2 separate regions of the Homo sapiens genome follow, and region 1 is linked to region 2. A link is a contact called in ENCODE POLR2A ChIA-PET data. All regions are on one chromosome and are shown on one strand. Each heading gives the region's core, a stretch centred on a gene start or an enhancer-like site at or near the end of the contact. The rest is flanking DNA. Distances are from core to core; before and after follow the strand shown. Region 1 holds the start of ABCF2-H2BK1 (ABCF2-H2BK1 readthrough). Region 2 holds the start of ZNHIT1 (zinc finger HIT-type containing 1).

Region 1 (4,794 bases), core at 1,297-3,796, about 50 Mb after region 2:
GTCTCCCATCCCTATTCTAAATGCTTTGCTCTGAACACAGTTGATGCTAAATAAATGCTTGTGAGTGACAGATGAGCTAAGGAGAGATACCTCCCACCTCCCCTTCCAAGGCCTCACCAATTCCATTTAAACCAATGAGGCCATAACGACGGCCTGAGTTTAATTCCAGTTTGGTGTCACTGAGCAGCTCTTGACCATGAAAGGTAAGTGAGAGGTTGATGATGTGAACATCAGTACTGTTGGGGTGAGAGGCCAGGACGCCAGTGACAGCTCGAGCAGCAGCTTTCTTCATCTCAAAGTCCTCTAGCTCCTTGGTCAGCAAATCTACTTCTGCGGATAGAAAAGCAGTTTGGGAAGATGGCGTGAGACAGACTCGGCTCTCCACAAAGGTCAACGTCCTGAAGGACCAGGCTCCAATCCTGCTGAGCACTCAGATGTTTCCCAAACTTTACAGAGTGCACAATGACACAGAGCTGCCCCGACACCCTGCTTTCCTTTGTTTTGTCCTCCCATATCTGTTTACTTACTCCCATCACTCTTAACTTCTGTCCTCCACTACTGTGGCCAGGAATAAAACTTCCCCACAGCCTGACTTTATTGCTCTTTCTAATTGCTTTCTAAGTCCCCCTTTTCTGAACGCCTATCTGTTACAACTTGCAGACTAATTCTCCTTTCCTCTTCAAACATTTACTTAGTGTCTACCTGAGAAGCAAGTCATAAAAAAAACCCAAGACAGGGTCCTTGCACTCAAAGATGAAACAATTTAGACAAAGAAACAGGAGATACAACATAAAAAGGTAAGTAACACTAAAAGACAGCAAAAGGGTATAGAGAATGGAAATACTGTGGTCAGGTTTGACTGAGAGACGCTTCATTATCTTGAGCTGGGCCTTGACAGAAATGTCAAATGTAGCTAGCAAAAACATGATGGTATTATAATTCAGTGTGTGAAAGGACAGAGATGTGGTGACTATCCAAGAGATAATAAATAGTCTGGATGGAGCAGAAGGCTGTTTAGGGAGTTTTCAGGGGGCAGGGAAGAGGGCTGGGATTGGACTGCCAAGGGCCTGGAATAGTCTTTACCGCATATGGCCATGTTTCCCAGTCTAGACGGTAAGTTTTTGGAGGGAAGACGGTAGTGCCTCAGTGTATAGCACCATGTCTAGCACTTGAGAAATAATAAATATTTCCCAAAATATAAATAACAGAAAGGGAGCTCTCTCCCAGGAAAAACCCCATAAATCAACTCATAAGTTACTCTCTTGTAGGTAGAGCCACTACACCAGTGAGAGGACAAGCTTATTGTATAATGTAGCAAAGAACCTGGCACATTGGTCACCATGCATAGAAATGGAAACTGAGAAAGGGGCAGGGAACTGATCCCCTCCTCACAATCTAATAGAGCAGCAAGGCAGCTCAGCAACTCTCACATCCGCTTGCCACTGAGTATGTGAGAACCTCGTCTTCGGCTTCCTTGCGCAATGACAGGGTGGCACGAATTCCAACTCTACTGATTTGATTCATCATGAAAAGTTGCATGACACCAGATACATTCTCCACTACCCCCAGCATCAAGATTCCAACTCTGGCTGGGGCATGCATTAAGTCTTAGCAACCATCCCCAACTCACCCCTCCCTCAATTCACCTGTGGTCTCTCTGCCATTGGCCTCATTCTTCTCTGCCACCTGTGGTTCTGTGACAACATCTCCATTTTCTTCATGTCCTTTTCTGGGCCGCTGTCGAGCTTTGGCAGCCTCCTTCTTTTTGGCTGCCTTCTTCTTGGCCAGGTCGGAGGGCATGATGATGACCCACAGGGGTAGGTTACTGTTGTTTCAGGGAGCCTGAAGGAAGGCAAACAGATACCCCCAAACCCTAAACTTACTAGTAAGAATGCCTGGGCCCTGCTCCATCCCTCTCAGGAATCTTCGTATCAACATCAAGCCTCTGATGCCCTGGCCTGCCCCCGCCTCGTCTGTTCCAACTTGGTCAGGGTATCCCAAACCAATGCCGATTCTCAGCGGCTCTTCTAATCTTAACATCTCTTCCCACAGGCACCAGTCCCCCACGGACTGCCTCACTTTGGAAACGCTCCTTCTTTCAGGGCCTCCGGCTGGGGACCAGGTTCTGCCCCTCAGCGGAGGTCTCCGTCTCCGGTTTCCCTACAACTTGGCGCTCCGCACTCAGCTAGCCGCCTCACTTTCCGGGCTTCCTCCTCCCGTCCGTCTCGGGCCTCTTCTCGATCGTCCCTCTCCACATCACCCGGCCGTCGAGCCCAGCCTCTTGCCGGGACGCACTCGTCCTCGCCCGCGTGAGTCCCCTCCGAGTCTCCACGCTCGTCACCCCCGGGTCCTCCCCCACCCCGCCCGTCAGCTTCTCTCCCTTAGCCCTATCTTCCCCCTCGCAGAGCCCTCCATCCAAACCCCGTCCCTGCTTCCTCTTCTAATTCTCTTTCCCCCTCACCGGCGGGGACCCTCTCCCTACAGCTCCCCTTCCCCTAACTCACTGGGCCTCGCTGCTCGGCCTATGTCGCAACAGAGCTGCTCCTTAGGATCCTCCGCGTGCGGCCGGCTCACCAGCCAATCACGGCCTCGGGTGGTTCTCGGCGCGCCGCGCTGCCTCCTTGGAAGTGTAGTCCTCAAGTTGCAGCGGCCAAGAGTGAGACCCGCCTTGAGGACTACTATGTATCCCACAGACCTCGCGGGGCCGCGTGACGCCATCAGGATGCGCGAGGCTCGGGGAGGGGGCGGGATTAGAGTCCAAGAGCTCTCTGCTAGCGGGCGCACTTCGGGCGCTGGAAACTGCAAATCCCAGATTGCTCGTTGGATAAACCGGCTGAGCCTTCAGGCTTTACCCCACCTCTCGAAAATCCATTGAGCTGTTGTGGAGTTACGAGTTTTTAGAGCTACCTAACCGACTCAGGCAGCAGGGCGTGCAACTACACTTCCCAGCTTGCCTCAGCGGGAGTAGATCGAAACAATGGGAGAGGAGAGGTGGGAGCGTGAGGGGAGGACTAAAATGAAGGGGGCGCTGGGCAGGGAGGGGTTCCAGAAAGCGGGGCATCGCTGCAAAGATGTTGCCAACGGAATTCCTTCACGAAAGAAAGCGCCTTGGTTTCATTAAACCTTAATTTTAGAGGCTGGTTCATTGTTAAACTTTTAGAAGGTGCCAGACGTTGTTTTGGAACCTCGGCCGCTTAGCCTCCCCGCTGCCGCATTGTTAGGTTTCCACTGAAGCCATGCAAGTTTGGTGGAAAGGGCCCCGAGATAAAAAGGCCCCTTGGCTGAGATTTGTTTTATTATTAGTTAGCCATGCTACCGGGCCCGTTACTTTCCCTTTGAGTCTCACTGTTTAAAATCTCTCACATGACATTTTGGGCTGGATGGTTTAAAAATAAATACAATCTCTCAAGGACTTCACATTACCTACATTGTAAACTCCAAATGTTTAGCCTCAAGTACAAGGCAGGCCCTTTGTGATCTTTGTTACTTCTCCAGGCTCCTGTGCAGCAGAAGCCTCACCATCAGTGACGTTTGGGGCAGCAAAGGAAGCTATTGCTCCCTTTGAGCATATTCTCCAAATGTGGCACCTTTTCGCCCACAGTCCGTGACTCAAACAATGAGAATTAGTTTTTCTTCTCAAACTCATACTTCAGTAGAACTTACCTACTTAAATAGTTCGGAGATTAAGCGTGCTATTTTACACCTGCATGCCTTTGAACATACATTTTCCTAGAATATCCTCCACCAACGAAGTGCCTACTATCTGTCAGGCTCAGATATATGTGCTGGAGTTGCAATGGTGCAAAGTCACTCCCTGACCTCAGGGAGCTCATAATAAAGAAGGAACATGTGAAAAGTAAACAAGCCGGGTGTGGTGGCTCACACCTGTAATCCAAGCACTTTGGAAGGCCGTAGTGGGAGGATCATTTCAGCCCAGGAGTTCAAGGCTGCAGTGAGCTATAATCAAACCACTGCACTCCAGACTGGGTGACAAAACTAGACCCTGTCTCTAAAAAAACAAAAAACAAAAAAAACAGACCTTGACACCATGAAATTAAGTGCCCTAAACGAAGTGACTTTCGTGTGTTGCTGGGGTACCTAGGTGGAGACCTCACTTGGCATAGCATAATTAAGAGCATAACCCCAGTTCTATGCTTCATTGTGTGGCCTTGGGCAAAGTACATGTTCTCCTCTGTAAAATGGGAATATAGTTACAAAAAGAATACAGTTAAATGACTGTAAAACCCTTCTGTATGAAGCAAAAGAGTTATTTATGGGCCGGGCACGGTGGCTCACGCCTGTAATCCCAGCACTTTGGGAGGCCGAGGCCAGCGGATCACGAGGTCAGGAGATCGAGACCATCCTGGCTAACACGGTAAAACCCCGTCTCTACTAAAAATACAAAAAATTAGCCAGGCATGGTGGCGGGCACCTGTAGTCCCAGCTACTCGGGAGGCTGAGGCAGGAGAATGTCGTGAACCTGGGAAGTGGAACTTGGAGTGAGCCGAGATCACGCCACTGCACTCCAGCCTGGGCAACAGAGCGAGACTCCATCTCAAAAAAAAAAAAAAGTTATTTATGATTGTGGATCACATAAAAAGCACTCATTTGGCTGAGTGTGGTGGCTCATGACTGTATTCCCAGCACTTTGGGAGGTGGAGGCAGGTGGATCTTTTGAGCTCAGGAGTTCAAGACCAGCCTTGGCAACATGGCGAAGTCCTATCTCTATTAAAAAAAATACAAAAATTAGCCGGGCGTGGTAGCGCATCGCTGCGGTCCCAGTTACCCAGAAGG
Region 2 (5,035 bases), core at 923-3,422:
TGGATGGTGGTGGCAAAACCGATGAATCCTGGCGGGGAGGGGGAGTGTTGACCTCGAGACTCCCAGGGTCCCAGGGCCTGTCCCCCAGGCTGTCTCCAGCCCTCAGGCGCCTTTAACACTCTGTGTCCCACCGCTCTTGGCCCCTCTGCCTTGGGCACTCTGCCACTCACCACCAGAATTGAGGAAGCGCTTCCCCGTGCCCACCTCAGGGTACTGCTCCGCCAGCCCCCACTCGGGCCAGCAGAAGCTCTCTGCAGAGAAGAGCAGGCGGCTGCCACTCTGGACGAACTTCTTCAGCAGCTCTGTGGGGCTGCCGGCCAGAATCACGTCGTAGCTGGGTGAGGAAGGGGAGGATGGGCAGGGGTCCACTGGGAACCTCAGCATCCTTACCCCGCTCCCTATCCCCAGCCCCGTTACCTATCCACAAACATGATGATCATATCCTCCCGGTCAGCGTATTTCTCCATTTCCTTCTTTAACCACCGGACCTTCTGTCCTCCACCAACTGTTCGAGCCACATCACCCCCTCGCCACTCCTCTCCCAGGCCCAGGGTCTGTGGAGAAGATTGCCCCGTGCCAGGCAAGGGGTGGGGAGTTGTGGGGGGAACTCCTGACCAGGCTTACCGTGGGGACCTGGGCATCCAGACTTCAGCCCACCCCTCCTGCTGGGACCCCCTCCCAGGGGCCTTTCCCTCTCCTCACCCGCACAGTGTAGTTGAAGAACTCCGCAGAGCGCAGGAAACGCAGGTACCCCTCGGTTTCAGCTGTGGCCACAGTGATCACCAGCAGCTTCTCTGTTACCAGAGGGAAATGGCACTTGAGATCCACCGCCCAGCTCCGGGCCTCACGTGCTTTGCTGTCCTCCCTCTCACTCGACTTCCCTCCCTTTCTTCCTTCCCATTCTTAAACTCTTCTCACCCAGGAACACTCTGACCCCAAGGAGGGCAGGGTGGGAGTGGTGCCCAGGAATTCCGAGTCCCTTTGCATAGGGAGGCTGGAAACCCCAGTTCAGGGTAGTGATGGGCGAGGGGCTTGGCGCGACTCAGCCTCAAGAGCACGCTGGGCGGGGGACGGGCCAGACACCTCCTCGAGCCTCCGACCCTCTCCGGGCCAGGCTGGCAGGCACGCCAGCCTCTGCCCCCTCGGCCGTGCCGGGCCTCCCCGGGATCTCACCTGGGTTGACCGGGTCTCGGCCCCGGGGCCGGTCGGAGGCTGAGGCCGCAGGGGGCAGCAGCAGCGGCAGCAGCAGCAGGAACCGGGGTCCAGGCCCCGAGGAGGTCATGGTGGGGAGCGGGCCCAGACAGCACCCAGGATCCTGGGATCTCCGCTACGCGCCTGGATCCCAGCTCCGGAGGGGAGCTCTGGAAAGGGGGCGCTCGGGCTGCTGTGCGGCCGCCGCGGGGAGCAGCTTGGCTGGGGCTACGCCCTGAAAAAAAGGCGTATCCGGAGGCTACAGAAAGCTCCAGATGCCGGCGCCACAGACAAGGCGAGGATTGTCCCGGGCGCACGGGAGGCGGGGGAGGGGCGGCGGCTCGGGCCGGCGGGCGGGAGACAGGGACTCTGGGCTGAGCCAGCCGCTTGACACATGTGGAAGCTGAAACCTGGACAGGGGAAGTGACCCCTGGCGGAGGGTCGGGCGGGACGCGGGGGCGGGTCCTGGCCGCAGCCCTGCCCAGAGAGTGCGGGCGGAAGACGGGGAGAGCGAGAGGCTGGCGGCGACAGGGAGGGAGGAAGCCTAGGAGTCCGCCGCGGGACGGAGGCCTGGGGGAACTGGGAGTTCAGCTTTCTGCAGAGGGCCACTAGGAACCTCGGATTGCCCACGGAAGCCAGCCACTTTCTTTGACAGTCCAGCCCACCTCCTCTTCTGCCCGGAGAAGCTCCAGGGGCTGCCTTTGTGATCACAGCATCTTCACAAGGACCAAAGGAAAATAAGATTTCTTGTAAGAACACCGTGACCACATCTTTAAAATGACCCATTTCGTGGCTCCCACAAGATTTACACCTCCACACTGAGGCCGGAAGTGGTTTTGCCCCTATAAAACATGGCGAAAAGCTTTCTTGTCTCCAAGGAAACGCCACGTAATGAGTCAAAGCTGTGGCGCACGCGCAGAAGTACAAGCTACCGGAAGTGATGGCGCCCCTACTAAAGCCTTGGGGTTAGTACGCGTGCGCAGCAGTTTCTTCCGACAGTTGTGTTGTGCCAATGGTGGAGAAGAAAACTTCGGGTATGTGAGCCCCCGCGGTTCGCCCCCTTCCCCTTCCCAAGTCAGTCCTAGAATTTTCTTACCTAGTCATTCCTCTTTTTTGGTCTCGCTCTTTCGCCTAGGCTGGAGTGCAGTGGCATAGTCATAGCTCACTGCAGCCTCGATTTCCTGGGATCAAACCATCCTCCCACCTCAGCCTCCGGAGTGGCTGGAACTGCAAGCATGAGGCCCCACGCCTGGTTAATTTTTAATTTGTTATGTGGTGACGGGCTCTCGCTATGTTGCCCAGGTTGGTCTCCAACTCTTGGCCTCAAAGCGATCCTCCTGCGTGGGCCTTCCAAAGTGCTGGGATTACAGGCGTGAGCTGCCGCGCCCGGCCCCAGCTATTCCTCGTAAATCCCTTCCTCAGCCCTCGGGTCCTGGCGTTGACCCTTCATTCACGTTTTATTGGTGCCTGCTCCAAGCCGGGCGCTGGGGATGAAGAGGAGAAAGACCCCTCTTATCCAAGCATTGGCTTTTTCTGGAAGGGGGGCAGAAACGCAGACCTAACACTGTATTTTACTGTGATTTGTGATTTGTGCTATGGCAGAGGGAAGCACAGCGCCTGGGAACAGGGAGACGTGGCATCTAGCCCAGGTTCTGGGAGGCAGGGGACTGTGAAAGCTTGAAGGAAAAATGAAAAAGCTTGAATTGAGTCTTGAAAGTCTAGTTAGGGTTTCTCTCAGTGGGAACCTCACGTGCAAAGGCAGTGAAGCAAGAAAAAGCAAGTCGCTTAGGAAGCCAAGTTCACAGTTTGGATCTTACAGAGTAATAAGAAAGGATCGAAGGCTGGGGAAAGGTTACATTTTGAAAGGCATTATACACACTGCCCAGGAGTTTGAACTCTGTAGGGAAACACTGGAGAGCCAGCAAAGACTTTTTTTTTTTAGACAGAGTCTTGCTCTGTCACCCAGGCTGGAATGCAGTGGTTCTATATAACTCACTGCAGCCTCAACCTCCCATGCTCAAGTGATTCTTCCACCTCAGCCACCTGAGTAGGTGGAACTACAGGTGGGTGCAGGCCACCATGCTGGGCTAGTTTTTATATTTTTTGTTGAGATGGGTGTCTCACTATGTTGCCCAGGCTGGTCTTGAACTCCTGAGCTCATGTGATCCTCCTGCCTCGGCCTTCCAAAATGCTAGGATTACAAGTATGAGCCACTGCGCTTGGCCCTTTTAGTTTTTCTTTCTTTCTTTTTTTTTCTTTTTGAGACGGAGTCTTGCTCTGTCCCCCAGGCTGGAGTGCAGTGGCGCAATCTCGGTTCACTGCAAGCTCTGCCTCCCGGGTTCACACCATTCTCTGGCCTCAGCTTCTGGAGTAGCTGGGACTACAGGCGCCCGCCACCACACCCAGCTTATCTTTTGTATTTTTAGTAGAGACAGGGTTTCACCATGTTAGCCAGGATGGTCTTGATCTCCTGACCTCGTGATCCACCCGCCTCGGCCCCCCAAAATGCTAGAATTACAGGCATGAGCCACTGCGCTTGGCCCTCTCAGTTTTTCAAAGGCATCGCAGTCTCCCAGCCATCAGTTTTTTCATGTTGGCCTCAAGGTCTGAAATACCCCGCTGTCTCCCCTAGCCAGGTCATTCACCAGTTAGGCCTTAACCTAGACTTACCTTCTTCTGGGAAGTCTTCCCTGACTACTCCAAGGCCAGGTTGGGTGTTTCTGTCCTGGGCTCTGCAGCACTTTATACTTCCGTATCCTAGCCTACTCCATGCTGTACTTACTGTGTTTGTTTCATTAATCATTTGTGTTTGCCACTGGACTGTAAGCTTTGGCATCCCTAAAACCTAGAGCACTGCCTGGCATTTGGAGGGGAGACAGAGTAGTACAGTGATCATAATCATATTTTTTTTTGTTTGGTTGGTTTTGGGTTTTTTTTTTTTTTTTTTTTTTTTTGAAACAGGGTCTTGCTCTGTCACCCAGGCTGGAGTGCAGTGGCACAAACACAGCTCACTGCAGCCTTGAGCTCCTGGGCTCAAGCAATCCTTGCGCCTCAGCCTCCTGAATAGCTGGGACTACAGGTGTGTCCCACTACACCTGGCTAATTTTTGTATTTTTTTTGTAGAAACATGGTTTTGCCATGTTGCCCAGGCTGGCCTCGAACTCCCGCGCTCAAACAATCCACCCACCTTGGCCTCCCAAAGTGCTGAGATAACAGGCATGAGCCACTGCGCCTGGCAAGGTCATGCTTTTTGATGCTGGGTAGTTCTTTGACTCCTGACCTGGCCACTTGTTAGCTATGTGAACTTTGGACACATTTCTTAATCTCTGAATGTTGGTAAATTGGGGATGATGATACTGTCCCATACAGCTGTTGTAAGGGTTAAATGGTTCAAGTGTTGCAAAGAGCTGAGCACGTGCCTGGCTCATAGTAAGTGTCCAACAAGTGATAGCTACTGGGGCTGCTGCTGTTATTATTATGCTTAACAGGTGGTTAATGAATAAAGAGATATATTATGCAAAATTATCAGAATCTGGCAAACAGCTGATAAGGCAATGAGGAAAGAGGTTTTTTGTTTTTTGTTTTTGAGACAGGGTCTCTCTCTGTTGCCCAGGCTGGAATGCAATGGCGCGATCTCAGCTCGCTGCAACCTCCACCTCCCGGGTTCAAGCGATTCTTGTGCCTCAGCCTCCCGCGTAGCTGGGATTACAGGCATGTGCCACCACACCCTGCTAATTTTTGTATTTTTAGTAGAGACATGGTTTCACCACGTTGGTCAGGCTGGTCTCGAACTCCTGACCTGAAGTGATGAGCCCACCTCAGCCTCCCAAAGTGCTGGGATTGC

The links. ChIA-PET counts read pairs that join two places held with the same protein, here RNA polymerase II (POLR2A).
Region 1: POLR2A ChIA-PET joins it to region 2 with 10 read pairs in Panc1. The contact joins the promoter of ABCF2-H2BK1 here to the promoter of ZNHIT1 in region 2. POLR2A ChIA-PET finds 5 or more read pairs at or near these places in 2 of 52 experiments (GM12878 and Panc1).

The regions. Positions count from the first base shown.
Region 1 is chr7:151,224,659-151,229,452 of GRCh38, forward strand. It overlaps ABCF2-H2BK1 (ABCF2-H2BK1 readthrough), which reads right to left and starts at 2,547. Exons shown (of 17, transcript NR_160983.1): 1 at 2,505-2,547; 2 at 1,647-1,842; 3 at 118-330. It overlaps ABCF2 (ATP binding cassette subfamily F member 2), which reads right to left and starts at 2,547. Exons shown (of 15, transcript NM_007189.3): 1 at 2,505-2,547; 2 at 1,647-1,842; 3 at 118-330. The coding sequence starts at 1,800. RefSeq lists a silencer at 2,324-2,383 and enhancers at 2,484-2,533, 2,644-2,723.
Region 2 is chr7:101,215,993-101,221,027 of GRCh38, forward strand. ZNHIT1 (zinc finger HIT-type containing 1) reads left to right here and starts at 2,173. Exons shown (of 5, transcript NM_006349.3): 1 at 2,173-2,225. The coding sequence starts at 2,204. It overlaps PLOD3 (procollagen-lysine,2-oxoglutarate 5-dioxygenase 3), which reads right to left and starts at 1,589. Exons shown (of 19, transcript NM_001084.5): 1 at 1,174-1,589; 2 at 703-794; 3 at 418-554; 4 at 171-334; 5 at 1-28. The coding sequence starts at 1,282. RefSeq lists enhancers at 695-1,217, 1,766-1,885, 1,979-2,520 and silencers at 1,016-1,135, 1,196-1,245, 1,386-1,665.